2 separate regions of the Homo sapiens genome follow, and region 1 is linked to region 2. The links are chromatin loops, found by intact Hi-C in ENCODE. Cell type or tissue: B cell. All regions are shown on one strand. Each heading gives the region's core, and the rest is flanking DNA. Links, peaks and the distances in the headings are about the cores only.

Region 1 (15,788 bases), core at 4,198-12,197, 390 kb before region 2:
GAAGGCTGGGCGCAAAGCACAAGATCTTTCTTTAAAAAATGGCCGTAGGAGGCATGGGAAGGACTCAGCCTCCATGGTCAGATCATCAAGGCTGGCGTAATAAACAGGGCGAGGTCCTCTGACTTCTGCAGGGCTACACAGTTTGTAAAGTGCTTTCCTTTCCACCCATTAGATCCTCACAACAGACCCTGGATGTTGAGAAGCTGCAGCCTCATGGAGGTCTGGAGACTTGCCCAAGGTCATCCAGCGGCTGGAGAAGGAGCTGGGAAGGCAAATCTGGGCTTTCTGATTGCAAGGCCTCTAGGGCAGGTTGTCACAAGGTCCGTGGTCCACAGACATAAAAAATATTGGGCGTTTGGTAAAAATGTAGACTCTGAAATACGCCCTGGGTGAATCAGAGCCCATGAGGCAGGAATTCAGGATCTCAACTTTTAGCAAAACCCCTGGGTGACTCTTACGTCCATCAAGACTTGAGAGCTGCACACTATGGAAGCTGGAGATAGGAATAGGGCCTGGCGCCTAAGGCTATTCTCTTCTAGCTAAAATGCCAAACAGGATGATCTCAGAGCAGGTGTGGGGGTTTCCTTTCAGGTACCCTGAAGTTTTCTACTCGGTATCTCTTTTGCATAGACACTCCACCCCTAATCACAGATTCATGGTTTGCTTCAGGTGTGCCAGCTGACAACAGGGCATGAGGCAATGACAGCGGCCACCATCGCTCCTGCCTGAGCTCACTCTCCAAGCCTGCTCTGTCTTAGTGTCTGTGCCTCCCCTGTGCTGTGGGCAAAAGCCAAGTGCTTCCATTCTAAAGACCTCTCCCTGAGCTGCACACCTGCTTCCAAGACCTTGACAATCGACTACATCTAGGTCAAATGGAACCGATTCCACACACACCCAAATGCAAATGCCGAGCTACACAGACACATCATTTACATTCTACAAAGGTCTACCATGCTCGCTGCTCTGTGCTACGAACTGGGGAGACATTGGCATTTACGTTAAAATAGAGTTGAGCAGGTACAGGTGCTGATTAGCTGTAATCCACACCCTAGTGGTGGTTACTGATGACAGGAATATGCATCCAAGGTTGCTAGATAGCATTTGAAACACCCTAATCAGAAGTCCCACGCTATAGAGGCAGCTAATTAAAGGGCTTCTTTGCCACATTTGGCTCTGAAAAGTTTAATTAGCATAAGGGATGTTAACGTTTTCTTCTTCTGGTGAAATAAGTGATGGATTCGCTAGATATTACACAGGCACCTTGCCCTTGTGTGAAGGGTGTGTCCTAACATCCTTCACACAGCCCAGCAGCCTAACACTGTCCCCAGTGGTCTTCCTATCCTACCCGAGGGCTTCCATTGGGCCAGTGTCCCACATCCCATCATTTAATGGAGGACTCTGATCTCCCAATGCAATCAGGGCCCACCGAGGGCAGAGTGGTTGGAGCTGTTCCATTCCATGTGTAGGCAGTAAGGAGATGCGCTGTAGGTAGAGAATTTACAAGCGAAAAACAAACTGACTTTAAAAGACCCTGGCTTTTGATTAGCGCCGTGCACCAATAATTCTAAACAATATTGATGGAAAAAGACTCCTCCTCAAAAAAGGCTTTTGTTGCTCTAAGTTCTGAACAATTGCTACAGTGACTTACCTTTCAGGTTTTTGAACTCTTGAGGGCTTTTTATTTTTTAAATCACACAGAGAAAACATAGAAGTACAGTACAAGGACATTATTGTATAATTGGAACCATTTGAGAGTAAGATGCTGACCTGCTGAACATGAACCTCATATCTCCCCATGTACATTCCCTACAAATAAGGGCTTTCCCCAACTTAACCACCGCACTGTCATGAAAATCAGGAAAGAAACATTGCTACAATAGTGCTGCCCAGTGCTCAGACCTACTTCAGTTTCACGAGTTACTCCGATGACGTCCTTTCTAGAAAAGGAATCCAGCCCTGAATCACAAGTTGCACCAAAGGAGGCTCCTGTCTCCTTAGTCTCCTTCAGGCTGGGACAGTTCCTCAGTCTTTCCTTGACTTTTAGAACCTGGACACTATTTTAAAGATAACTGGCCAGGAATCTTGTAGAATGTTTCTGAATTTAGTGCATCTGATGTTTTCTTCTTATCCCATTGAGCTTATGCCTGTTTGGCAGGAATATTACAGAAGTAGCACTGAATTCTTCTCAATTAATAAATTTAAATATTATCGTGAAAATGGAAATTTCTTCTTTTTAAATTATTTATGTAGTGAGTCAGGAAAATAATGTGTATTACTGATTATTACATGGTGATGCTGAAAATAATTTTGTGGTATAGAAGACAAGGTGTTAAAAATGGTCCAATTTGATACCCAAAATGGACCAATTATATATATATATAATTGTCACATCTGCTGCAAGTAGATCTTTTAGGTGAGGTATTTCTAAGGAACAAAGAGATGGAATGCACCAAGCTTCAGAGCACAGGTAGGAAGCTGACATTTTGCTTGTCTGCTAATAATTATTAGTATGAAAGGCAGACTTGGTCAGAGACTTTGTGGTACCTTGTACTGAGGTTGTGGCAGGGGACCCCCAGGGTCCTCCCCTTCCTCTGATCACTGGAGGCTACAGTCCCCACACAAGGAACTTAATGAACAATGACTGATAGGCAATGTGGCTCAGGTGTGGTGGCAGGGGTGAGGACATGCCTGTTCCCAGGAGTTCTGTGACCCCAGCTTACTTGAGCTCCAGCTCTCCCTAAAGACCCTCCAACTAAGAAAAAGTAATCAGGATTCCACCAGGGAGTTGAGCTAGCGAACAAAGCTCTTAGGAATCACAGAAGAGGTAAGAGGTAGATATATAAAGATAGGTTTATCCTGAGATGACTGGGTGTTGAGAGAATAGAACAAAGACCATAGAATGTCAATTAAAAAACGGTGATTGACAGATTGACACAAAGTCAAATTAATTCAAGTAGAGAAGCAAGAATTTTATCTACATTGAGAGAAAGCACAAAGTCACCCTACAGACAAAAACACAGGCTCCTGCTGCTCACTAGGGCAGCCCAGGGAACAAGCTCCATGTGGACTTCCCAGTGCACGGGGCCTGTCTGCAAAGTGCTCTTTCCTCTAAAATTCAATGTGCAGTAGCTTCATAGTGGCTTTTGCCTCACGTATCATGTACCTGTGGATGGGATAACTAAAGCAGTGACATCGATGTGTTTGCTTGTATTTAGGTTTACCAAGAAGCTCACTGAGAGGCGACACAAACGGCCAAGAACATGAAAAGACGGTCAGTGCCCTTGCAGATGGAAGCAGGCAATCATTTTTCACCTGCAAGGCTGATAAAGATGAAATGTTCTGATAATACAGGAAGAGTATAAGGAAACTGTCACTCGATGGACTCCAGGTGAAATATAACTAATCCAGCTGCCTTGGAGGGAAAAGATATCTTTCAAAATTGAAATGACAGGAATGGCAGCATTATGGGTGGGAGATAAAGAATCTGGGTTTCTTTCAGGGGTGATGAAAATGTTCTAAAACGGATTGTGGTGACAGTTTTCCACAACTCGGAATATACTGAAAACCACCACATTGTATACTTAAATGGGTGGGTTGTATGGTATGTGAATTATATCTCAATAAAATTTTTACCAAAAGAGAGGAAGAACATTTTTAAAAAACTAACATAACATGGAATATATCTCAGAGGATAAATTTAGATGTTTTTATAGAAGGAAAGTTCATATTCTGATTTTAAAACTCTAGATAACAATGGTGAAGATAAATGCTGGCAAAATAAAACAATGAAAACCCTACCACAACACTGTTGTATATACAAACACACATACATATATACATATATGGATATCCAGTCATGCATTGCTTAATGATGGGGATACGTTCTGACAAATGCTTTATTAGGAAATTTCATCATTGTGCAAACATCATGGAGTGTAGGCATAGCCTACTACCCACCGAGGCCATATGGTGTAGCCTACTGTTCCTAGGCTACAAACCTGTAGAGCATGTTACTGTACTGAATACTGTAGGAAGTTATAACACAATGCTAAGTATTTGTGAATCTAATCATATCTACACATTAACAAGGTACAGTTAAAATACGGTATAAAAGATAAAAAACGGTACACCTGCACGGGGTACTTACCATGAATGAAGCCTGCAGGACTGGAGGCTCCTCTGGGTAAGTCAGTGAATGATGAGTGAATGTGAGGGCCTACGACATGACTGTACACTACTATAGACTTTAGAAACACCATACACTTAGGCTACACTAAATTTATTTAAAAAAATTTTTCTGTGCTCAAGATAAGTTAACTTCAGCTTACCATAACCGTTTTACTTGACAAACTTTTTGATTTTTTCAAACTTTTTGACTCTTTTGTAATAACACTTAGCCTAAAATGCACATACACTGTAAAGCTGTTCAAACATGGTTTTTCTTTATATCATTATTCTAAAAGCTTTTTTCTATTTTTAAAATTTTTATTTACTTTTTTACTTTTTAAGCTTTTTTGTTAAAAACTAAGACACAAATGCATATATTAGCGTAAGCCTACACAGGCTCAGGACCATCAATATCTCCATCTTCCAACTCCACATCTTGTCCCACTGGAAGGTCTTCAGGGGCAGTAACATCCATGGAGCTGTCATCTCCTAGGAAAACAATGCCTTCTTCGGCAGTACCTCCTGAAGGACCTGCCTGAGGATGTTTTGCAGTAAATTTTGTTTTATAATAAATAGAAGGAGCACCCTCTAAAATAATTATAAAAATATAGCATAGTAAATACATAAACCAGTAACAAAGTCATTTATATTATCAAGTATTATGTACTAAACATAATTATATGTGCTAGACTTTTATACGATTGGCAGCACATTAGGTTTGTTTATACCAGCATCACCACAAAGATGTGAGTAATGCATTGTGCTATGAGGCTCTGACGTCACCGGGTGATAGAAATTTTTCAGCTGCATTATAATCTTGTGGGACCACCTTTGTACATGAGGTCTGTTGTTGACTGCAATGTTGTTATGTGGTGCATGGCTGTACATGGAACCTAGGAATCATTCTTACCACTTCTTAGCTAGAGATACATTGAGCACATAAAACTCAAATGAAAATAATAAGAAAAATGCTAATCATTTATTTTGTTTTTAGAAAGTACTGTTTTGCATGGGAAAAAATTATTTATCACGTGCCAAGATCAGTAGCTTTAACTCCAGAAGATCAAGGCAATAAGTTGGCTTGTGTAGGTGGAATAAAACAGACAGAACACATATAAATGAATAAAAACAACTTATTCACATTGATGAAAAAATTAAATGACACATATCTTTTAATACAATAATTTCACAAGTGCACAAAAATCTGAGTCAAGGACAACCACTATAGCATAATTTGCCTTAGGGAACTAGTAGGGGGCTACTCAAATTATGATGAGTAGGTTGAATCCTGTGCCAATGGGATATAGATAACCAGTAAAAAAAATAAGGCAAATCTTTTTGTAGTATCATGGAATGACCTCCGTAATATATTGTTAAACCAAGAAAAGGCAACAAGCAAAACAGTGTAATTGTAAAATTACATTTGTGATAAAAAGTGTATCTATATTTCTACTCTTTCTCCTTTGGGAGGTTGGGTGCCAAGGTACAGGGATTCACTGTATGTTGAATTCCTGTCATGATATATATTTCATTAAATCCCTGTTTATTGTTTGCATGACTTAGAAGTAAAAAGATTTTTAAAATTATTGTCATAATTAAAGAGAAGTCTGGGTTTTCAAAAGTTCTGGTAAAAGTTCAATTTCACTTAGTTTTATCCATGTCAGTGATAGGACGATTCATGGACCAGGCACTCTACTAGAGGCTCAGAAATGATTGGGTTTCATTCTAGGGCTGTCCCTGAACTGCACTGTTGTCTTAAATAAATCACAAACTGGGTACACCTCAGTTTTGCTGTCTATAAAGTGGCAAAGTAATCACTTTTTGCACATATAGCTCCAATCCCCAAATTCCCAATTGCTATTATAAAATGAGAGGTGATGCTTACATTCTTCCAATGGCTCTCTGTTGTAAGCCCTAGGCCTGTAGAAAATATTGGATAATAAGAGCAGCTGGCACCAGGGGAAATGGCTCCAATAATGGAGTCCCTAAAGAAATAAATATCCTGTTGCCTCTAGTAAACCTTCAGAAGTCTATCTATTTGGGCACTTTTCAGACAGAGATTAATGTAAGCTAATTTAATAGCATTAGACAACACCTGGAGTTTCACTTTCATTATTTATTTCTACTCACGTAAAAACATTTAATCCTTTAGAGTGAAAGGCAGACACCACTATCATAAACCCCTACAATCTAGGGAGCTGAGAAAATAAATATTCAAATAATCAGATTATGATTGGCCAAGAGAATATATCATTTCTAATTTATAAGCATAGATTTGAAAAGCAAAAGTAGGATTATAATCTGTTGTACAGTTTTAAATAACTGATGATTATTGACAATGAATAATACACACACATCTGATATAAAAATACCTAAAATATTATTAAAACTGCATTCTGAACATCCTCCGACATATATAATATATAAAGATATCAATCTACCAACTTCTTAGTGTAAACCAGTAAGATGTAGTGTGATCCTTGAAACAACAGCAGAGTAAAATTGCTGTTGGAACCATTTATAAGACAAGCTTAATTTCAACCACAGTTCATAAATTGAGTAGGAGAACACTCAGCGAGTAAGATCAATTTGCTCTCAACGACTGTCCCAAGTGTCTTCTGCATAATTGTAACTTTACATTGGTTTTCCAAAGAGGCAGCCAAAATAGGTGGTTACGGAACTAGACTGAAACAAAAGAGAACTATCTGGCTCTACAGCTCGTAATAAAATCTTAAATAAGAATATTATGTGGCCTTTTAGGTCATAGCAAATGCTTTATAATAGCTATAAAATAAATGATGAACCAATACTTTGTGTGTATATATAATATATATACATGTTACCATTATATATACACACATATAGTATATATTATTTACATATTTACATGCACATTATACATATTTAGGTCACTATAATAGTCACTATCATTACATACTGATGATAGACAATACCACAGTTAGATAAAAGATTAAGTTGTTTCTTCAAGAGATTGGGAGTAATTGAAAAGACAAAATAACTGTCAAGGACAAAATTTAATTTAAAAAATTACCCTTAATGTCACTACACAAAGAAAATGAAAATTTAAATTGTGTAATCCCTTCATAGCATTTCAGTGGTGTGAATTCTTAATATCCTGTTAGGAATTTCCCATGTCTTCCTACCTAACATTTTATGGCTACTTTATATTCTCATGTTCGTGTAACACAATTTATATTCTCTCATTATTGCACAATTAGTTTGTTTCCAAGATTTGCCATTATAGACAAATGCAACAAACATGTTCACCCATATATCATTTTGCTTTTTTCATTTAGGATACATTCCTAGGTGTAAAATTACATGGGATTAGATATTATGAGCATCTTTATGCAGTGTAGTTTTTCTTTTTTGGTGGCACAGATCCTTGTAACAAACCTGTGACCACCAGGCGGAGCTATGCTGCCTGAAAAATGCCCCCTGGTGGCAAATGTCTTTGTCCAAACCCGTTAGGTCACAGGAACATCCGCAAGGTGGTCAGGGTGGGTTGCATGAAACACAGCTGCCTGGGATCCCGGACACACTACCCTGTAGAGCCCTACTCTCTCTAATTACTGATTTTTGATGACAATGTTAAGAAGTGAGAAAGGAACGGCTGAAAATGAAGGATGAAAGTTCATGGACCATGGCTGGGCACGGTGGCTCACGCCTGTAATCCCAGCACTTTGGGAGGCTGAGGCAGGCAGAACACCTGAGGTCAGGAGATGGAGACCAGCCTGGCCATGGTGAAACCCCATCTCTACTAAAAATATAAACATTAACCAGGCTTGGTGGCACGTGCCTGTAATCCCAGATACTTGGGAGGCTGAGGCAGGAGAATCGCTTGAACTCGGGAGGCAGAGGTTACAGTGAGCCGAGATCATGCCACTGCACTCCAGCCTGGGTGACAGAGCAAGACTTCATCTCAAAAAGAAAAACAACAGAAAGTTCATGGACCAAGAGTGAAAGAACAGGAGTCACTGGGACTCTTGTCATCTCTGCAGGTCCCTGCAGCATCTCTCGGGCCTGGTGACCAAAAGGGAGCTGGCGCTGTGAAAATCACAGGTGGCATCTGCGAGTGCTTCCTGGGTGCCAAGCACCTGCCTCATACCGTTACCCACAGTAAGCCTACTAGGGGTCCCGTAAGTAGCCTAATCCATTTGCAAAGAGCAGGCAGGGGCTCAGAAAGAGGAACTAAGTGACCTAAGATCAATGTGTCGGGGGGGGCTGGGCCTGCAGAGCAGAGGCTGGAGCATAAGCTGAAGCCTCTCCTCTTGTCCACGCCTCCAGTGGGGGCCTCCATGATGCACCCGTGTGGTAATAGTGGGAGGGAGGACAATGCCTCACCATAGCTTCCTAAAAACAACCACTGTTGTAAACTGCAACACATCTCTTTACCTGTCTGTCTCCCGCAGCAGTGGGCAAGGACAGTTGCTATCCTCATTTTTGTATCTGTGTTCAGATAGGCAGGCCAACAGTCAATAAACTGGCGTTGACTTTATGTCATCTCTTGTGTGACAAGCATAGTTCTTGGCATAGTGGAGAACAGATGCTGTCATGGCGGGCAAACAAATGAGCAAAAAATGTAGGAAGCAAAATTTCATTTTATTTTATTATTATTATTATTATTTTTGAGATGGAGTCTCGCTCTGTTGCTGGAGTGCAGTGATGTGATCTTGGCTCACAACATCCTCTGCCTTCTGGGTTCAAGCGATTCTCCTGCCTCAGCCTCCCGAGTAGCTGGGATTACAGGCACGCGCCACCAAGCCCAGCTAATTTGTGTATTTTTAGTAGAGATGGGGTTTCACCATGTTGGCCAGGCCGGTCTCAAACTCCTGACCTCAAGTGAGCTGCCCGCCTCAGCCTCCCAAAGTGTTATGATCACAGGTGTGAGCCACCCCGCCCCGCCAGGAAGCAAAATTTCAGATAGTAAAAATTTTAGATAAGTGCAGTAAAGAAAGTGAAATAGAAGCAAGGCTAGGGAAAGACCGGGGAAAGGGGAAGGCAAGTTCAGCTGGGGTGGATAAAGAAGGCTGTTCGGAGAAGACACCATTCAAACAGACTTGAATGACAGAGAAGAATGTGGAGAGATGGGGAAAGGGAGTCCCAGTTAGAAGGAACTGCAAGTACCAAGGTCTTAAGATGGGAAAAATTCTAGCATACTGCGGAGAGAAAGACAACCAGTGGGGCCTGAGTGCCCATGGAGGAGAGCAGAAGGAGGTGAAGTTCCAGAGGAAGGTAGGGACTTATCATGCAGGGCCTGTGGCCCCTCAAAAGAGTTAGGGTTATGCTCAGGTAACAGTGGAAAGTCCCCAGAGAGTATCAAACGGGATAACAGGAACGAATGAAGCTTTTAAATCCCTCTGGTAGTTGCATGGAGAACAGACTGTAGGAGGCAAGGATGGAAGCGAGGCAATCAGTGAGGAGAATGTGTTTGGAGCCCAGGTGGTGAGATTCAGTGATGACTTGGACTCAGGCTGTTGCATGGGGAGGAATGGATTGATGGGGGATGCATTTGGGAGGCAAAGACAAATTGACTTGCTTATGGATGGGATGAGGGAGGTGCAGGACAGACAGTAATCTTACAGTGGAATTCCCCTCTGGGTCACAATCCTCAGGAAGGGCGTTTCTGGATGTTAGAGGTTGTCAGTTAGTATGAAAAATATAAAATTCAAGACTGCTAAATTTTGATAAGCCTTTCATGATTAGTGATAGTATCACCTGGTTCACATGCTGTGGTGTATTTTATACAGTACTGAGTTATTAAAAGCATGGAGCCTCAGGATGGACTCTAGTTATTAAACTCCCCCAGTGCGGTGGGGTAGGTTAATAGTTGTGTTTTTCTCCCTGAGGGTCTGTAAACAGTTTGTGAAAGGATATTTGAGATTTGGCTGTACTAAGGTGAAGGGCATTTTGGGCATTAGGAGTCTGGGATGGGATGTAAAAAATACATAAATATTTCTTATCAAGGTGGCATTTTAAAGGGCACTGATGTTTTCCTTCCCTGTGAGCCAAACTTTGAGAACACAGACCCCAAACTGGATGACTACAGAGGCCTCCAGATCCCCTAATCCATGTCAGGAGTGCTGCATTGAAATCTCACCCCTTCTTTCTTTTTTTTTTAAAAAAACTAAATTTTATTTATTTTTATTATTAATTTTTAGAGACAGGGTCTTGCTCTGTCACCCAGGCTGGAGTGCAGTGGCACAATCATGACTCACTGCAGCCTGTAACTCTTGGGCTCAAACGATCCTCCCGCTTTGGCCTTCCAAATTTCTGGGATTATGGGTGTGAGCCACTGCACCCAGCCTTCTTTCTTTCTTTCTTTCTTTTTTTTTTTTTTGAGACATAGTCTTGCTCTGTTGCCCAGGCTGGAGTGCAGTGGCGCGATCTTGGCTCACTGCAACTTCTGCCTCCCAGGTTCACGCCATTCTCCTGCCTCAGCCTCCCCAGTAGCTGGGACTACAGGCGCCCACCACCACGCCCAACTAATTTTTTGTATTTTTAGTAGAGACAGGGTTTCACTGCATTAGCCAGGATGGTCTCCACTCCTGACCTCGTGATCCACCAGCCTCGGCCTCCCAAAGTGCTGGGATTACAGGCGTGAGCCACCACGCCTGGCCGCCTTCTTTCTTAAAGAATTTACTGTACGCTGAATCCTGCAGGTCAGAGTTTCCCGATAAAGAGAGATTAGAAGGGGTGGGTGGAAAAAGTGAAAAGTCCAGGAAGGGGAGTGGTCACAGGAGGGAGAAGGACAAAGCAGAAGCCAGGCAGGAGAGGCGGGGCAGGAGCCTCTGGCCCAGGCTCCGTCCACACCAGCCATGGGAGCTTCAGCAAGGCACAGGCCTCTCAGGGGCCCAGCATTCTCATCCGTCAAACGAGGAGGTTGGGCACCTTCAGTATTCAGCCCCTTTCTGTCCTAGCATCCTAAAATTCTATGGGTATTGTGATGATGCAGGGGTATCTATTACATCCACTATTGTCTGTTAAAGCTAACAGGGAAAGGTGTACCAGTTTTTATTATAATTTCCTTCCAAAATGGGCCCCTGAAGAGATAAGCTTCAATTACAGGACAAACATGCTTTTGCAGAATCACTTCATGTCCCAGTGACATGAGGAATTCATAGCAATATCAATGCCTGGCATCTGTATGAGTTTCATAGTTTATAAAGGTTCTTAACACACAATATTAATTTGTTTAACCTTCACTGCATATTGCAAAGATGGGTGAAGCAGGCATTTTCCCCCTGATTTACTAGATGAAATAGAGGCTTGGAGGGGTTCAGTGACTCATCTAAGCTAACACAGCTAGAAAGAGACAAGCCAGGACTCAGTCCAGGTGTTCAAATCTCAGTAATGTGTGTGTGTGTGTGTGTGTGTGTGTATTTTGAGACAGGGTCTCACCCTGTCACCGGGGCTGGAGTGCAGTGATGCAATCTCAACTCTCTGCAACCTCTGTGCAGCCCAGGTTCAAACAATTTTCCTGCCTCAGCCTCCTGAGTAGCTGGGATTACAGGTGCCCGCCACCACAACTGGCTACTTTTTGTATTTTTAGTAGAGACAAGGTTTCACCATGTTGGCCAGGCTGGTCTAGAACTGCTGACCACAAGTAATCCTCCCACCTCAGCCTCCCAAAGTGCTGGGATTACAGGCGTGAGCCACTGTGCCCAGCCTCAGTAATGCTCTTTTGAAGAATAAAAATATTGTTATTCTGCCATATGCTTTGGAAGAAAGGAAACAAAGAAATATAAGGAAAAGCAGAATAAAAATCCTGATTAGTTTAAAGCTCTTTTTTAGTAATAAATACTTGGCCATTTTATGTACTCTTTTGGGATTTTTTTGTGTTTTTTTGAGGCAGGGTCTCCCTCTGTCACCAAGGCTGGAGTGCAGTGGTGTGATCATAGCTCAATGTAGCCTCCACCTCCTGGGCTCACATGATCCTCCCACCTCATCTCCCACCACCGATGCTGGGACTATAGGTGTGCGCCACCACACCTGGCTAATTTTTGTATTTTCTTGTAGAGACAGGGTTTCTCAGTGTTGCCTCAGCTGGTCTTGAACTCCTTGACTCAAGCTATCCACTTGCCTCAGCCTCCCAAAGTGCTGGGATTACAGGCGTGAGCCACTGCGCCTGGCCGCATTTTATGCATTCTTAAACTAGAGGATAAGCATTTCAACAAATGGATAATGACTGATCCTGTGTGCGAATATAATTGCAAGGTTATAACCTTCTTGGTCTGAGAGGAGAAAAATACAAGAATGATTTATGGAGGCAAAGGAAGAAAGGGGAAATGGATTTAAGAGGATGGTTATAATTATGAGTTTTTGCAAAGAAAAAAAAATGCTGTCCAAGTGAGAACTAATAACACTACTGCCCATAAACAGGAAATGGCTTTAATAGGAAATGGTTTTGCAGAGAGCCCATTTCTTCCTCTCCTCCAGGTTAATTTGGGCTTGCAGAGTTTTCAGATCTCCACGGCACCGGTTCATATAATACACTACATGGGGGCCATCCAGAAGGCCCGGGCAGTGGAAAGGCCAGATAATAGCTCCCTGTGATTGCAGTGGTCATTTTCTAGTTTTAATTCTTTTTTTCCTGTGCAAAGTGGCATTAAAAAATGATTTTTAATTTTATCTCAAATGAATATTTGTTACATAAATTGTAAGGTACCATCATCTCCATGTTGAACATCCCTTTTAGAAAGAGCTTTTAAAAAATGACTGAAAAATGTTTAAACACAGGCAAAAGTTTTAAGTTTGCGACCACTCTTCGCTATGTAGAATTGCCCTGTGGGGTTCTAAAAAATGAACTCCCGTGACCCAATCATTTAATAAGCTTCACAGCTTGGAGGGCCTCTTTCCACAGCCTGTTGCTAACTTCATTCCTCTATCCCATAGTCTGGGTGACCTTATTTGCTCTTAGGTGAGTAGGAGACCAAATGGCTGCTAGATAATAAATCTAAATGCATTTGATGGTAATAGGTTCAAAATTTTATTCCTTTTTTTTTTAGGTTGTCAAATGCAAAGCATATTTTCCACAGGATGTGGAAGGCACCTCTCTTTCTTTCTTTTCTTTTTTTTTTTTTTTTTTTTGAGATGAGGTCTCACTTTGTCACTGAGGCTGGAGTACAGTGGTGCAATCTCAACTCACTGCAAACTCCGCCTCCCAGGCTCAAGTGATCGTCCCACTCCAGCTGCCCTAGTAGCTGGGACTATAGACACGCACCACCACACCTGGCTAATTTTTTGTAGTTTGGTAGAGATGGGGTTTCACCATGTTGCCTATGCTGGTCTCGAACTCCTGAGCTCAAGTGATCCACTTGCCTCAGCCTCCCAAAGTGCTGGGATTACAGGCGTGAGCCACCACACCTGGCCGTATGATTGTCTTTCTTTATTACTCATCAGTTTATGGCTTTTAATTTTGCACAGGAATGGATTTATGTTTTAAATCTACAGAACCTAACTTTAAACAGGAAAGGCATGATTTTCCTTATCAACTCATCCCAGCTTCTCCTGATTACAACCAAATACATCAAACGGATTCCTAGGAACAAAAGAGATCACCTTGAATTGTTTCCACCCAGGAACTTTTAGGCATAGACACAGAAGAAGCAAGGCTTTCAGGCAGTTATCAATAGCCCAAGAGTGTGTTGATGGCAATGGCTAATAAAAATGTCTGTCCACTGCCCTGGCTAGACCTCAGCTGGGCTGCCTTCAACTACAGATTCCTATCACTTGATGCAATGCCAGGCATATGGCACATTTCCATAAATATGTGCTGACTTGAAACAAAGCAAGGAGATACCTTCCTGCAGAGTCCTCAAAAGGTGGGAGGTGGCCTGTTCCCAAAGGGCAGGCCTGTCTGAGACAGCGGCATTGGAAAGCCACACCCCTTCCAGGACAGTGTCCAACCTTCAGATGCTGGATGTCCTGGCTAATGGGTGTGTGTCCCTACTGTAGGTGTGAATCCCATTTCATTGGTAACTGTCTCCTCCTGGAATGCATCTAGAACAGAACAGCATTCACGGGAATTGCTGCACTCATGGTTGCGGTTTCTCCATGCAGCCCTGGCTTCCTGCCAGCAGGCAGACTGTTCTAACTTAGTAACAAAGACAGAGTGGACATTTAGAGAAGCGACCTTTAACTAGAAAATGAAGGTAATGCAACCTTATGGAGCAGAGGCCAGGATTAAATGTATTTATGTTCACGAAGCCCCCAGCATGCCGGCTGGCTGGCTCTGCCCCTTGCCAAGGTCACTGATGGTCAAGTGGAACAAGCAGGGACTGAGGAGTTTTGGGACGTGAGGCCAGAAAGAATGGTGAGTTGGAGGAAAAACAGCAACAAGTTGGGACCAGATGAGGCATCACCCAGACCCCAGGGCAGGAAACAGGGCTGGACATGGAAATCCTCAATGGGGTGGAAATACTAGTGTGCAAAGATTATAATTTTAAGGGTAGCCTACGCGATTACCTGGTGTTAAATGCGTTACCGGGGATGCCTCCAGCTATGGCATTTCTCCCAGTGCTGCGGTAAGTAAAGCACAAGTGTCTAAGAGCATGGGCTTTCGTGTCCAATGCACTGGAGCTTGAGGCCTGTTCACTGCTTACCAGCTGATGCTCCTGTGCAGGGAGTTAAGCCCTCTAAGCCTCACCGTCCTTATCTATAAAATGAGGATTGCACCAGGACTTCCCTCCTAGGGCTACCGTGAGGTTTAAATGGGATAATTCATAGTAAGTGCTCAGCACCATGCCTGGCCTCTACTAGTAATTCAATAAATATTAGCTGAGGCATTCACTGTTGATGGCTTCACAGCTAATGGGTACTGAGCCCTCATTCTGTGCCGGCTGCTCTACTGTGTCCTCTGTGTAGAGAGGGTTATTGAACGTCACAAAAGTTCTGTGAAGTAGGTGTGATTCCTGCTTAATTTTCCCAAATGAAAAAAGAGGAATCTGGGCGCAGAACCAAGTCCACCTGAATCTGTGGAATCTCAAATCTATGCCTTTAACTGCCGCATCATCCTGTCCCAAGCCAGTGCTTCTCAAACTCGAGCATGCGTTAGAATTAGCATGGCTGCTTAAAACAGATTTCTAAGCCTTATACCCAGAGTTTCTGATTCAGCAGGGGCTGAGAATCTGCATTTCTAACACATTCCCAGGTGATGCTGATGCTGCTGGTCCAGAGGCCACACTTTGAGAATCACTGCTGTAAGCAGACAGTGCTTCTTAAGCTGCAATACCAATTATCGGAGGATCCTGTTAAAATGCAGACGCTAATTCAGGTTGTGAATTAGCTGGGGTGGAATCTGAGAGTCTGCACTTCAAACAAGCCCCCAGGTATAGTAACGCTGCTGCCCTAGGGACCACCCTTGGAATCACAAGGCCCTAGGTCTCCATACTCAGGACTCAGGACCACAGAGCCCTGCCAGCTCTGGTGTGTGAAATACCAACAGCCTTTATCACTTGTGCCAGGAAGGCTGCTTAAAAACAGAGCAGAGGGCAGACAGTGCCCTATCACTGATTACAGGGACCTGCCCAGGGCTGCCACACTGACTCTCCTACATGTCTGAATTCTAGATCTTCCTGTTCTCTCTCCCTGGCTTAAGC
Region 2 (15,788 bases), core at 4,847-12,846:
AAAGAGAGCAGGGCTCTCCTGCACAGAACATGACCAGTTTTGTATGGGCATCCCCTGTCTGCTGGCCTCTCCTGCAGTCCCTGCCTACCCATGCCCACATGCAGTACAGCCTTAAATGCCCTGCTGAAATGCTTGCTGGCAGCCACTGCCATAGTTCTTTCACCAGGAGCCCCTGCCTTCCCATTGGAACATTTTTGCCACCAGTGTGCAACCAGCTACAGCCTTCCTTCACTGGCATGTGCTTGCTTGCAGCCTCCCCCAGTCACTCCACTGGTGTGGGCTCGCCTGCAGCCCCCTGACTACAGTGTACTCTCCTGCAGCCCCCACGACCCCAGCACAGTGAACTCTCCCACAGGCACTCCACTACCCTACCAGAGCACTTTTGCTGGCAGCCCCCATCAGAGTGTTGTTTTCCAGAGAACTAGGAACATCTCGGCTCTTCCAGCACAGGAGATGCCTGACCTCAAGGGGCCAGAGAACAAAACCAAAAGCCTGGTCTCAGGTCCCCAGGGTTAGAGCATGCAGCCCAGGAGTACTGACTGAGCCTTTGCCCACTGAAAGCATCCAGAAACAAAGTCAGCCAAACCCAACTTATACCACAGTCAAACCTCAAGGGCATCAAAGAACATAAAAGCAAAAAGTTTCACCCAAAAAACAGCAACTTTAAAGATTAAAGTAATATCAGCCCATAGAGATGAGAAAGAACCAGGGCAAGATTTCTGGCAACCATAAAAGCCAGAGTGTCTTAAGACATCCAAATGACCACATTAGCTCCCCAGCAATGTTTCTTAACCAGTTTGAAATGGCTGAAATTAACAACATAGAATCAAAATATGGATGTCAAGGAAGCTCAGTGAGATACAGGAGAAGGCTGAAACCTAATTCAAAGAACCAGTAAAACAATCTAACAGTTGAAAGATGACATATCCATTTTAAGAAAGAACCAAACTGAACTTCCAGAAATGAAAAATTCACTACAGGAATTTCATAATGCAATAGGAACCACTAATAACAGAATAGACCAAGCTGAGGAAAGAATGTCAGAGCTTGAACACCGCTCCTTTGAATCCATGCAGACAAAAAAAAGAATTTAAAAATGAACAAAACCAGCAAGAAATATAAGATTATCTAAAGAGACCAAACCTATGACTCACTGGCATTCCTCAGAGAGATGAAGAGAAAGCAAGCAACTTGGAAAACATATTTGAGGATATGGTCCACAAAAAATTCCCTGACCTTGCTAGAGAGGTTGACATATAAATCCAAAACTTCAGAGGACCCCTGTGAAATACTAGACAATATGACCTTTCTCAAAGCACATAGTCATCAGATTCTCCAAGGTCAATATGAAAGAAAAGACCTTAAAGTTAGCTAGAAATAAGGGGCAGGTCACATACAAAGGAAACTCCATCAGCTTAACAGTGGACCTTTCAGCAGAAACCCTACAAGCCAAAAGAGATCGGGGCCCTATATTTAGCATCCTTAAAGAAAAGAAGTTCCAACAAAGAATTTCATACCCAGCCAAACTATGCTTCATAAGCGAAGGAGAAATAAAATCCTTTTCAGACAAGCAAATTCTAGGGAAAATTGTTACCACCAGATCTGCCTTAGAAGAGGCCATAAAGGGAGGGCTAAATATGGAAATAAAAACCTGATACCTGCTATTGCAAAAACATACTTAAGTACATAGCCCACTGGCAATATAAAGTAACTATGCAATCAAGTCTACATAACAACCAGCTAACAACATGATGACAGGAACAAACCACATATCAATATTGACCTTAAATGTAAATGGATTAAACATCTCATCTAAAAGACAGAGTGGCAAATTGGATAGATAAGCAAGACCCAACTGTGTGCTGTCTTCAAGAGATCCATCTCACATGCAATGACACCCATAAAGTAAGGAGATGGAGAAAAATGTATGAAACAAACAGAAAACAAAAAGAACAGGGGTTGCTATTTTTATCTTAGAAAAAAATAGACTATGATTTAATAAGCCCACTATTATGAGAAAGGATAAAGAAGGGTATTACATAATCATAAAGGGTTCAATACAATAAGATGATTTAACTATGCTGAATGTATATGAACCCAATATTGCAGCACCAAGATTCATTAAAGACCTATAAAGAAACTTAGATAACCACACAATAATAGTGGGAGACTTCAACACCTAACTGACATTAGAAATCAAGGCAGAACATTAACGAAGATATTTGGGACCTATACTCAACACTTGAACAAATGGACCTAACAGGCATCTACAGAGCACTCCACACAACAATGTAAGAATGTACCTTATTCTCATCTGCACATGGCACATACTCTAAGATCAACCACACACTCAGGCATAAAGCAATTCTCAACAAATTCAAAAATACCAAAATCCTACCAACCAACCACACTCTGAGATCACACAATAAAATTAGAAATCAATACCAAGAAGATCACTCTAAACCATATAATTACATGAAAATTAAACAACTTGCTCTTGAATGACTTGGGTAAAAAATAAAAATTAAAGCACAAATAAAAAAGTCTTTGAAACTAATGAAAACAAACATACAACATACCAGAATCTCTGGGACACAGCTAAAGCAGCATTAAGGGGAAAGTTTATAGGACTAAACACCTACACCAGAAAGTTAGAAAATTCTTTTTTTTTTTTTTTTTTTTTTTTGAGACGGAGTCTTGCTCTGTCACCCAGGCTGGAGTGCAGTGGCATGATCTCAGCCCACTGCAAGCTCCGCCTCCCAGGTTCATGCCATTCTCCTGTCTCAGCCTCCCAAGTAGCTGGGACTACAGGCACCCACCACCACGCCTGGCTAATTTTTTTGTGTTTTTAGAAAAGACAGGGTTTCACCATGTTAGCCAGGATGGTCTCAATCTCCTGACCTTGTGATCCGCCTGCCTCAGCCTACCAGAGTGCCGGGATTACAGGCGTGAGCCACTGCACCTGGCCAGAAAATGCTTAAACTAACCACCTAACATTATACCCAGAGGAACTGGAGAAATGAGAGCAAAACAACCCCAAAAATCATGGAAGGACTCCTTCCTAACTCATTTCATGAGGCCAGCATCAACAGCTAATGACTATCAATGCCATTTTTCACAGAATTAGAAAAACGTATTCTAAAATTCCAAATACCAAAACCTGACAGAGACACATGAAAAAAGAAAACTTCAGGCCAATATCCCTGATGAACATAGATGCAAAAATCTTCAACAAAATACTAGGAAACTGAATTTAGCAGCACATCAAAAAGCTAATCCACCACAATCAAGTAGGCTTTATTCTTGGGATGTAAGGTTGGTTCAACATATGCAAAACAGTAATTGTGATCGACCACATAAACAGAACTAACACTACAAACCACATAATAATCTCATAGACACAGCAAAAGCTTTCAATAAAATTCAACATCCTTTCATGTTAAAAACCTCTAACAAACAAGGCATTTAAGGAACATATCTCAAACTAATAAGAACCATCTATGACAAACCCACAGCCAACATCATACTGAATGGGCAAAAGCTGAAAGCATTCTCATTAAGAACTGGAACAAGATAAGGATGTCCACTCTCACCATTCCTATTCAACATAGTGCTGGAAGTCCTAGCCAGAGTAATCAGGCAAGAGAAATAAATAAAGGCATCCAAATAGGAAGAGAGGAAGTCAAATTATCCCACTTCACTGATGATATGATTCTATACCTAGAAAACCCTAAAGACTCCTTCAGAAGGCTCCTAGAAATGATAAACGTCCTCAGTAAATTTTCAGAATACAAAATTAATATATAAAACCCAGTACCATATACACCAATAACATTTGAGCTAAGAACCAAATCAAGAACATGATAGCCACAAAAAGAATAAAATACCTAGGAATACAGCTAACCAGGGAGGTGAAAAATCTCTACAAAAACTGCAAAACATTGCTGAAAGAAATAATAGATGACACAAAGAAATGGAAAAAATTCCATGCTCTTGGATAGAAACAATCAACATTGTTAAAATGGCCATAGTGCCCAAAGCAATTACAGATTCAATGTTATTCCTATCAAACTATCAATGCCATTTTTCACAGAACTAGAAAAACGTATTCTCAAATTCATATGGAACCAAAAAAGAGCCCCAATAGCCAAAGCAATCCTAAGCAAAAAGAACAAAGCTGGAGGCATAACACTATTCAACTTCAAACTATACTACAAGAATATAGTAACCAAAACATCATGGTACTGGTACAAAAACAAACACACAGACCAGTGGAACAGGTTAAAGAAGCCAGAAATAAAAACCACACACCTACAATCTTGAAGACTTAAATGTAATACCTATAAAAACCCTAGAAGAAATCCTAGGAAATACCATTCTGGACATAGGCCTTGGCAAAGATTTCATGATAAAGTCTCCAAAAGCAATTGTAACAAAAAGAAGAAATAAATAAGTAAGATCTAATTAAAGATCTTCTGCACAGCAAAACAACCTATCAATAGCATAAACAGAAAACCTACAGAATGGGAGAAAATGTTAGCAAATTATGTATGCAACAAAGACCTAATATCCAGAATCTATAAGGAACTTAAACAAATCAACAAGCAAGAAACAAACCTCATTTCAAAATGGGCAAAGAACATGAATAGACACTTCTCAAAAGAAGACATACATGCGGCCAACAAGCATATGAAAAAATGCTCAACATCACTAATCATCAGAGAAATGCAAATCAAAACCTCAATGACATACCATCTCACACCAGTCAGAATGGCTCTTTTTTAAAAATCAGTAAATAACAGATTTTGGCAAGGCTGAAGATGAAAGGGAATGCTTATACTCTGCAGGTGGGAATGTAAATTAGTTTGGCTACTATAGAAAGCAGTTTAGCGAATTCTCAAAGAACTTAGAACTGATTTTGACCTAGCAATCCCACTGCTGGGTATACAGCCAAAGGAAAAAAAGTCATTCTACCAAAAAGATACATGCATGCCTATGTTCATCATAGCACTATTCACAATAGTAAAGACATGAAATCAACCTAGGTGCCCAATGAATGGTGGACTGGATAAAGAAAATGTGGTACATATACACCATGGAATACTACACAGCCACAAAAAAAGAACAAGATCATGTCCTTTGCAGGAACATGGGTGGAGCTGGAGGCCATTACCCTAAGCAAATTAACACAGGGACAGAAAGCCAAATTCCACATGTTCTCATCTGTAAATGGGAACTAAACTTTGAGTACATATGGACACAAAGGTGGGAACAATAGACAGTGGGGTCTACTTAAGCAGGGAGGGTGACAAATGAATGAGGGTCTAAAAACTACCTATTGGGTACTATGCTTACTAGCTGGGTGACAAAATTATTTGTACATCAAACTTCAGTGACATACAATTTACTCATGTAACAAACCTCACATGTACCCCCTGAACTTAAAATAAAAGTTGAAAAGTAAAATAAATAACAGTTACTAAATAAAAGAAAAAGAAAAGAGGTTTACTTTTGCTCATGGTTCTTCTAGCTGTATGAGAAACATGGTATCACCCTCTGCTTCTAGTGAGATGTCAGGAAGCTTCCACTCATGGTGGAAGGTAAAGGGAAGCCTGCATGTCACATGGCAAGAAAGGGAGAAAGAGAGAAAGAAGGGAGAGGTCCCAGATTCTTTTAAACAACTGCATCTCCTTGCATGAACGAACTGAGCAAGAATTCACTCATCACCAAGGGGATGGCACTAAGCCATACATGAGGGATCCACCCACATGATCCAACACCATTAGCCCCACCTCCAACATTAGGGATCACATTAACATGAGATCTGGAGGGACACACATCCAAACCATATCACTAGTTAAACCCAGTGTTCTTAAACCCTATAAAGTAACCTCTGAGGTCAGGCACAGTAGCTCATGCCTGTAATCCCAGCACTTTGGAAGGCCAACGGTGAGGGGGGGGGGTGGATCACCTGAGGTCAGGAGTTCAAGACCAGCCTGGCCAACATGGTGAAACCCCACCTCTACTAAAAATACAAAAATTACCTGGGTGTGGTGTCATGCACCTACAGTCCCAGCTCCTAGGGAGGCTGAAACAGGAGAATCGCTTGAACCCAGGAGGCAGAAGTTGCAGTGAGCTGAGATTGCATCACTGCACTCCAGCCTGGGCGACAGAGCAAGGTTCCATCAAAAAAGGAAAGAAGAAAAGAAGGGGGGGAGAGGGGAGGGGAGGGGAAAGGAAAAAGAGAAAGAGACCATTGCATGGAGGAGCCCCTAACCCTGACAATACTGATTTGAACTTCTCTGGAGGATGGAACTTATAAATCTAAGCAAAGTAGAGAGAATGCTCAGTAACAACAACAGTTGTTTTGTTTTTTTTTTTAAGGAGGGTGGAGGGAAGAAGAAAGAGATGGAGAAAGCAACCAGATATGAGACAGGAAACAAAAAAGTGAAACAGAGGCCCACAGTTGGACCCAATTTGAAATCCAAAATTTACTAAAAGAATTTATACAACGTAAGATTTAAAAGGGCACTAACTGGCTTTTGTACTTCTGCAACATAGGTTCTGAATTAACTTTAACACAATTTGAATGCACCAACAGGCAAATCTTCATGGCCTTAACACTGAGGCTCAAACTACATTTATTCCTGGGATCTCATTAAATTTAAACAAATTACCCCCTATAATTATAATCTATAATATAGATCTAATTTATAAGTCTTTCATTTACAGATTAACATGCTATAATCTTAGGGGAGTTACTGAACAAAAAATAGAGGGCACATAAGTATGTTTCACCTTAACTGCAGGAATTATTGTCTAAATTTTCCAGTATCATAGCATTCATTGTCCTAAAATATCCCATAGTGAGCATGGACACTCTGGCCTAATGATCAATACATTTAAATATAATTAAGAATTTGACATATACAAAATTGGCTTGGCAAAATGAGACCCCATGGACCATACCCCTAGTAAAACCAGTTAGTATGGCTCAATGTAAATTTAAACAGAAACTTACAAGTACTGAAATCCATCACATGCCTCCATTGTTCCTTCATATAAGAACTCAATTTGGCCTGTTCTTAAATTTGGAATGAATGACACTACACAGTGGATTATGTAACCTTAATGCCATAGTGCTACCCAGTAAGGCCCCCAGACATTATATTATTGAATTGACTGACTCCATCTAATCAGCAACTGCAACGTATTTTGCTATTATAGATTTGGCTAATATGTTCCATTCAGCTCCCACTTCAACAGCTTCTTAGTCAAAACTTTCCTTTACCTCTAAAGGAATACAACCTATCTTTAGCTGGTGGCCACCCACAGGGTACCCCAACAGCCTTGCCATCATACACAAGCCTTTGCAGGGAAGGTCTTAACTGCACTCAACTTTCTCCAAGAGTACAGGCATGACATTATATTGATGACATTCTCTTCTGAAGGCATTCATTCGACATTCGACACACTCGTTCAGGACATACAAATAAAAACTCACCAAGGAGTTCACAGAAGAGAAATGGGCCATTGCCTTGTGCATAGTACAACGTCTTGCCACCATGCTAAATTCCTGAAAATTACCTGGTAAACTGCAGGGAACTCCATCCCCTGACTCTTAAGAAATAGCTAATGATTGTATCAGCACCAAAAATAGTAAGGGAAGCCCAGGGTCTTTTAGGCTTTTTTGGGTTCAGGAAGCAAAATATCCTTCCTTTGTAAATTTTTATTGAAGCCCATCTTCAATGGGCTTCCCTCCAACAACCGCCTCTAGAATCTGTCCAAACTGCAATCAACATGCATTTCCTTTAGTTCCCTCAGAGACTCCTCACTATAAAAGCTTTAGTAACCTCCTCTCATGCTTCCTGGAGTCTCTAGACCACTTATAATGGCTATAAGTTACCCCTGGACTTCTGATACAAGAAACTGAACCCCCTTGGCCCTGCTGTATACAATATAAGAATACCAAATTCTGGCCATGTGCTGATCTCTCCTGAGAAGAGAAACTTCTGTTCTCTGAACCCGTGACCCTCCATACCCAGGTCTCCATTATGCCTTGAGTCATACAAGTGGCACCCTGCAAGCTTGGCATAGCTATTGAGGCCTCTTTGCTACAGGACAGGGCCAAACGTGGGCCCTCTCGCATATTCTATTTGCCAAGTTGTAGGAGGATGAAAGGAGGGCCTCCCCTTTCCTCAGACCTTTGCCTGATGCCACAGTGCTGGAGGAGGTCACCCCTTTAAGATTTGGCTATGTAAGGAGCCACTTGCAATCAACTAATCAACAGCAATGGGAGTTCATACATTTTACAGATGAAAATATCACCATCAGGCATGACGGAGCTCACTGGAGAGCTGCTACTTTTCATCCCCTAATCAATATGTTGCTGATACAAGATGGGACCTATCTTAGTCAGCTCAGGCCGTCATAACAAAATGCCACAGACTGGGTGGCTTAAACAACAGACATTTATTTCTCACAGTGCTGCAGGCTAGAAGTCCAATATCAGGGTGCCAGCATGGTCAGGTTCCAGTAAAGGCCCTCTTTCTAGCTTGCAGATGGCAGCTTTATTGCTGTGTCCTCACACAGCAGAAGAGGAAACTCAAGTGTTTCTTCTTGTACTCCCACCATGGGGGCTTCATCCTCATGACCTCATCTAAAACTAATTGCTTCCTGAAGCCTCAACTCCTATCACATTGGGGGTTAGAACTTCAACATATGAATTTTAGGGAGACACAAACAGTCAGTCCATAACTGAAACCAAGGGTCACCACAATCGGACAAACTTCAGGCAGTCGTGTAACACTGGATACTCCGGCCAAAAGTTGATTCCATCTGCATATTTTTATATTCTTGGGTCATTGCCAGTAGTCTGACACTCTGGTCTAGTCAAAGACCACAACAATTTCTCGTTCAAGGTTGCCACACTTGGGGTAAAACAAAAACAAAAACAAAACAAAACAAAACAAAACAAAAATAACCAAACCTCTGGTAATCTCTCGCCCTACAGATACCCAAAATATAAATTAAAGTCACACATATCTCTACACATGCCCAAGCCACAATATAAGGTCTCATCAAGACACTCCTTATCTATTAGGTTGGTGCAAAAGTAATTGCAGTTTTTGCCATTACTTTGAATGGTAAAAACTGCAATTACTTTTGCACCAACCTAACACTTTGGAGTTCCAGACACTGATAGTACAAGAAACGTTTTGCTTCCCAGAACACACAATGCTGGGCTCTTGAACAAGGGATTCAATGGAATGTTTGTCTTCCTTATTGGCCTCAGGCTATAAGCCTCATAGAGCACCATAAGGGCTTACTAAACAAGCTCAAATTCAATAAAATAATATATAGTATGTTTTAGTCGTCAGTTAGACATCAGGGTGAATTGTAATAGTAAGACTCCTGTGTTTGATGTTTGAAGCTGTCATCTTTTTCAGCCTCACTGCTCTCATTTCCCCTTATGGCCCACATCTGGACTGATCACAAAGCCTAGATGCTCCCTCCTCTGGTGCTTGTGGGAAAGTCAAACCAGGCAAGTTCCTGTTTATGTACAGAAACCCTTGCCCCACCCTATACCCTAACCTCAATAAAAACTCCAAGCCAATCTCCTTTCAGTGCTCTCTCAAGACATTTTCAATCTGCTTGAGAGGACTGCCCTGCTTTATTTATGTCAGTAATAAAGCATTGCCAAAGGAGATTAACATCTGGGGCCAGGCGCGTTGGCTCATGCCTGTAATCCAGCACTTTGAGAGGCTGAGATGGGAGGATCACCAGAGGTCAGGAGTTCAAGACCACCCTGGTCAACATGGTGAAACCCCATCTCTACTAAAAATACAAAAATTAGCTAGGCATAGTGGTGGGCACCTGTAATCCCAGCTACTTGGGAGGCTGAGGCAGGGGAATCACTTGAACCCAGGAGGCAGAGGTTGCAGTGAGCTGAGATTGTGACATTGCATTCTAGCCAGGGTGACAACAGTGAAACTCTGTCTCAAAAAAAGAAAAAGAGAGAGAGAGAGATTAACATTTGAGTCAGTGGACTGGGAAAGGCAGACTCACCCTCAATCTTGGTGGGCACAATCTCATCAGCTGCCAGTGCAGCCAGATTAAAAGCAGACAGAAGAAAAGACCAGACTGGCTTAGCCTCCAAGCCTACATTTGTGCTGGATGCTTCCTGCCCTCGAACATCAGACTCCAAGTTCTTCAGCTTTGAGATATGGACTGGCTTCCTTGCTCCTCAGCTTGCAGACAGCCTATTGTGGGAGCTCACCTTGTGACAGTGTGAGTCAATACTCCTTAATAAACTCCCCTTTATATATCCATCTATCCTATTAGTTCTGTCCCTCTGGATAACCCTAATACACCATGGAATCACCTCATTGCTAAAGTTCCAATTAATGTAAGAACCAAAGTAGAGTAGTTTGGGGTTTTTTTCCTCTGTATTAATTTTAACTCATACCAAACTACTTTATAAAAAGGCCACTCTATAATATTCCACTTTGCTTTACTACAAATTCAAATTACCTAAATATTTTCCTAATACTAAATGAGAATCCAAACAAAATTGAGATACGAATCCACCTATGTCCACAGAGCAGCTACAACAGGTATAAATTTAACAAAAGAAGTATAAATCTTTTACTCTGAAAACTATATAATATTGTTGAAATAATTTAAGAATACATAAATAATTAGAAAGCATCCCATGTTCATGGATTGGAAGTCTTAATATTGTTAAGATGGCAATACTCCCCAAATTGATCTACCGATTCAATGCAATTCCTATGTAAAATGCCACATGGCTTATCTGCAGAAATTAACAAGCTAATCCTAAAATTCATATAGAAATTCAAAAGACAAAGAATAGCCAAAATAATCTTGAAAAATAAGAACAAAGTTGGAGGGCTCATACTCCCCCATTTCAAAGCTTAGTGTAAAGCTACAATAATCAAGACAGTGTGGTACTAGCATAAAGATAGACATATAGCTAAGTAGAACAGAATTAACATTCCAGAAATAAACCCAATATTTGTGGTGAACTAAATTTCATCAAGGTTGCCAAGACCATTCATTGGATAAAGAAGAGGTTTTTCAACAAATGGTGTTAAATATACTTATTCCAAAGAAAGCTAGACCCCTATTCATCTATATTTTAAAAATTCAAAATGAATTAAAAGCTTCAAGGTGTGTGAAAAAACTACAAAACTCTTGGGGAAAAATAGGTATAAATCTTGATGACACCAGATTAGCCAATGGTTTCTTAGCTATGACATGAAAAGCATAAGTAACAAAAGAAAAATTTAGGTAAGTTGAATTTCATCAAAACTGAAAGTTTTTGTGCTTCAAAGGACACTATCAAAAAAGAGAAAAAAACCCTAAGAATGGGATAAAATATTTGCAAATAAGTGTCTAATATCCAACATGTATAAATACCTATTCCAACACAACAATGAAAAGAAAAATAACCAAATTTTAAAATTAGCAAATAAATTGAATAGGTATCTCCCCCAAGAACATGTACAACTAACTGGCCAGCAACACATGACAAAATGCACAGCATTTTCAGCCATCAGAAAAAGTGCAAATCAATGCCATAATCAGATACCATGACACACTCATTAGGACAGCTATAATTAAAAAGACAGACAATAACAAGTGTTGGTGAGGATATGGAGAAACTGGAGCCCTCCACATATAGCTGGTGGGAATGTAAAATAGTGCAGCCACTTTGGAAAACAGCCTGGCAGTTTCTTGGAAGATTAAATACAGAGGTGCAATGTGACCAAGCAATCCTCCTTCTAGGTATATTCCAATGAAAAGATATGTTTACATAAAACTTGCACATAAATTTGACATTATTCATAAGAGACAAAAGTTGGAAAGAATGCAAATATACTTCAACTGATGAATGGATAAACAAAGTGGATTACCTATACACTGGAATATTTTTCAGCTATAAAAAGGAGTGAAGTACTGATACATGCTGAAATGTGGATGAAGTTTGAAAGGCCACATATTATATGATTCCATTACACGAAATGCCCAAAATAGAGACAAAATGGCTTAATGGTTTCCCAGAACTGGGGCTTGAGGGAGTGGCTGCTAATGGATACAAGATTTCTTTCTTTTTGGGACTGTGAAAATGTTATAAAATTGCAGTGATATTTGCATAATTCTGTGAATATACTAAAAACCACTAAATTGTATCCTTTAAATTGTGAATTGCATATAGTACACGAATTATATCTCAACAAAGCTGTTATGGTAAATAAAAGTTCTTCAGCTCAGGAATAGGCTTACATTAAGACAGAGCTATGGCTGTTTTCCCAATCTATATAAATATCTTCACTTTCAAAGGGCCTGTGTCAGATAGAAAACTTGGTCTGTTATTGTATGTCCTCTACAAAAACACTCCTCTCATGCAGGTGGAATAAATGTTTTGTATGGCAGATCAAAGACTCTTCTAAATGAATAAAATCCTAATAGGGAAATTAATTTAAATAAATCCAGAAGCTAATAAACATTTTTTAATAAAAACCTAAGATCAAATATTCAAATCTCATGCAAAGAAGCTGAAGTGGACTCATTTCTTTCATTTTTATCATTATATTCTGACAAGATTTTGCCCAAAAAAAAGATGAAAATTTCTATTCGAACAACAAAAAAGATTGTGCTGCTGCTGAACTTTTAAAAGATGTGTTGTTCTTTCAAAATAATATCATTTTTCTTTTAAAAGATAAATCCTTTGAAAAAACCAGATATTCTCATTTTGATGAAACTTGAAGAATTAAGTTTGTTTTGCCATTTTCCCTTTTTGTATTGATTCTCCTTTTAATGACTCTGTAATGTTACAAAAATATCTCAATCAACTAAAATCATAGCGTTTTAAGTTTTACTATTATATTGATAAAGATCCATCCAACATTGTCAAACGTTCTTGACATTCCAGGCAACCAGTAAAGAAGTTAAGAAAGTAAATGTATATTAATCCAATTCAATACGCATTCACAGATGCCTACCATTGTCAAGACACTTCACAAGGTGTTCTGGAAAATTCAGAAACAAAGAAGGAGTAGTCCCTACCAGGGCTGACAATCTGCTGGAGCACTGTGGCTCACTGATAACCACAGCCTAAGATAAAGTGGGTAACAGGACCGGAATAGAGGTGAGAGTAAGTGCTATGGGAAGAAAAAACTAAATGAAAGCAAAACACATCAAGCAGAATGATTCAGTGTTTTTATTCAAGGGCCATGTTTTCCTTATAATTTCATATTTGAAGTTTTTCTCTGGTACATTTATATGTACAGGGCAATATATTGTTTGGGCTCATTTTTTTTTTAATTTTACCATAGTTCTTCCTAGTTGTTTTTACAGTTTCTCCTTTCACAGATACTTTGTTAGAGAGGTGGTTTGCTTTGTTCACATGGCTGAGAAGCAATTCTTCCTCTCTCACCTTGCTTGGAAACATAAACAAACAGCAGCTGTTTTTTATCAAGCTTTCTTCACACTGGGACAAACCTCTTTAAACACAACTCTGTAGTATTAGGGCTACAGCTCTCCCAAAGGAGAAAAGAAAGACACAATTAAACAAAGCAAGAGAAGTGGCACATTTCAGAACTGTATTACAGATCTGCATTTTGTATAATTACTAGCAAGTGTATAATCTCAAGAAAGACTCAAACTCTTTGAATTTCAGTTTTCTCACATGAAAAATGAGGATAAAACCATCTATTCATTACAATGATAGAAAAGAAATTGCATCTAAAATGCTTATCATATTGCCTAACATATAATAAACACCCAACAAATGATAGGCATTGCTATTGCTGCTATCATTAATGCCACTCTTACTGTAATTGCAAAAGCACCTTTCCACCAAAAGGAAAAATAGAACATAGGTCAAGGTGCACAGGAGCTAACTTCCAAGATGGTGGCTCTCCAGTGATCCTCACACCAGTGAATCAGGGCTGACCAGTAAAATACTGAGGAAGCGAAGTGTGTGACTTCTGAGTCTTGGTCATAAAGGATACTGCAGATTCTTCCCTGGGCTCTTGGATTGCTCATCGAGGGGGAAGCCAGCTATGCCATGAGGACATTTAAGCAGCCCCGTCCAGAGGTTCACATGGGGAGGAACTGAGGCCTGCCAACAGCCAGCATCAACTCGTCAGCCATGTGAGTAATCACTTCATCTCAGAAAAGGGTTCTCCATCCTCCATCAAGCCTTCAGATGTGTAGAACTAACCAAATCTGACTGCAAACTCATGAGAGGCTCCAAGACTGGATCACTCAGCCAAGCTGTTCTCAAATTTCTGACCCACAGAAACCATTAGATCATAAATAATTGTTGCAGTTTTCAGCATCTAAGCGTTAGAGTGATTTGTTATTTAGCAACATATAACTAATGCAGATTTTGGTACTTGGAAGAGGGTGCTATTAATACCATAATAAAAAACTTATCCTGTAAGAGTGGCTTTGAAGCCAGGCAATGAGTGGAAGCTGTAAGGAACTTGAGGAAAGCATTACTGAAAGCCTAAGGAGCTTCAAAGAGACTTCCAGAAGAAGCTTTATGAAGAAGCTGTCAGTGAAGGCTTAAAGGAAGCTGAGGAAACTAATGGGAAGTGAATTCTTGTTAATGAATAGCAGAAAATTGAGCAACAATGTTACCTTCTATAATACGAAACGTATAGATTGTAACTTATGAACTTAAAAATCTAGCTAAGGAGATTTCCAGATTTCCAGGTAGAGTTTTGAAGATGCTACCTATCTTCTTCTCACTCTTCTGGTAAAGTGTAAGAGTAGAAGGATAAGCTAAAGACTTCAATATAAACCAATTGCTAAATGTAAAGGAGGTAGGACTTGTTAGAGGTTTGAAAAGTCCAAGCCTCTCCAGATGGTAAATAATACCAAAATTAAGAAATGACTTCTAGGCAATGATCCTGTTCAGACACTAACAGGAAAATATGGTCTAATGGTGAAGCTAAAGGTGTGACTAAAATCCTTGGGTTAAGACCAGAAAAATCTAAGGCAGTGTCTTAAATGACTGGTAATCAATAGGATTCTAGGAAACATAAAGTTGTTGTCCCTCAGTAACCTCAGTGGAAGCCCAAGGTAGAGAAAGGCTTTATTTTGAAGTGATTTTTTTGATGTGGCTTTTATCTAATGGAGTGAATCCAGTAATATTCATAGCAGACTCACAAACTTTTTAAGATAATTATATTAGCAGAAACAGTCAGCTTAGACTAAAACAGTCAGAGATAATACTAACTGAAAGGAGATCTTGAGACAACCAAACTTCTGCAGGCAGAAAACAGGCTAAGAACACTCTTAGGATTCAAAACTTTTATAAAAAAGGAAAGTAGACAAAGAGGGCAGAATCAAAAGTCCAGATGGTAGAGTCCAGAGCCATGAAAAATCACTTAGACAGTGGAACAACTTAGCCGTACCAACGTGTGTTCAGAGCTGCTCTGGGATAGTGAACCCTGTGTGCCTCCCGTTGTGTCTCTTTTACAAATGGGAGGGGGCAGCCTGAGTAGATTAACACAGGAATGAAATGCTGATATATGGTGTAAACTGGATGAACCTTGAAAACATTAAGGCAAGTGAAAGAAGCCAGACATAAAAGGTCACACAGATTGTATAACTCCATCATATAAGATGTCTAGAATAGGCAAATGTATAGAGACAGAAAGTAGATTAGTAGTTGCCAGGGGCTGGGGCTTGAGAAATCTGGAGCGACAGTATATTGATAAGTTTCTTTTTAGGGTGATGAAATGTTCTCA

Evidence for each region. Peaks named below come from ENCODE experiments on the same cell type or tissue, not always from the same donor. Only the 100,000 strongest peaks of a DNase experiment are listed, where the experiment ranks them.
Region 1: a loop joins it to region 2, with 15 times the contacts of the local background. A loop is called at or near these places in 2 of 110 quality-filtered maps.

Annotation. Positions count from the first base shown.
Region 1 is chr13:29,464,367-29,480,154 of GRCh38, reverse strand. MTUS2 (microtubule associated scaffold protein 2) reads right to left here. Exons shown (of 16, transcript NM_001033602.4): 10 at 1-5. MTUS2-AS1 (MTUS2 antisense RNA 1) reads left to right here. Exons shown (of 3, transcript NR_046378.1): 3 at 3,216-3,640. Among named protein-coding and RNA genes, the nearest start is that of MTUS2-AS1, 15 kb to the left of the region's middle. In B cell, for the core only: CTCF peaks have their summits at 7,404 and 7,613; a DNase peak (open chromatin) is centred at 7,624.
Region 2 is chr13:29,074,957-29,090,744 of GRCh38, reverse strand. All of the region lies in intron 4 of MTUS2 (microtubule associated scaffold protein 2), which reads right to left. Among named protein-coding and RNA genes, the nearest start is that of MTUS2-AS2, 170 kb to the left of the region's middle. In B cell, for the core only: no CTCF peak of the experiment used is centred there; a DNase peak (open chromatin) is centred at 9,504; H3K27ac peaks cover 952 bases.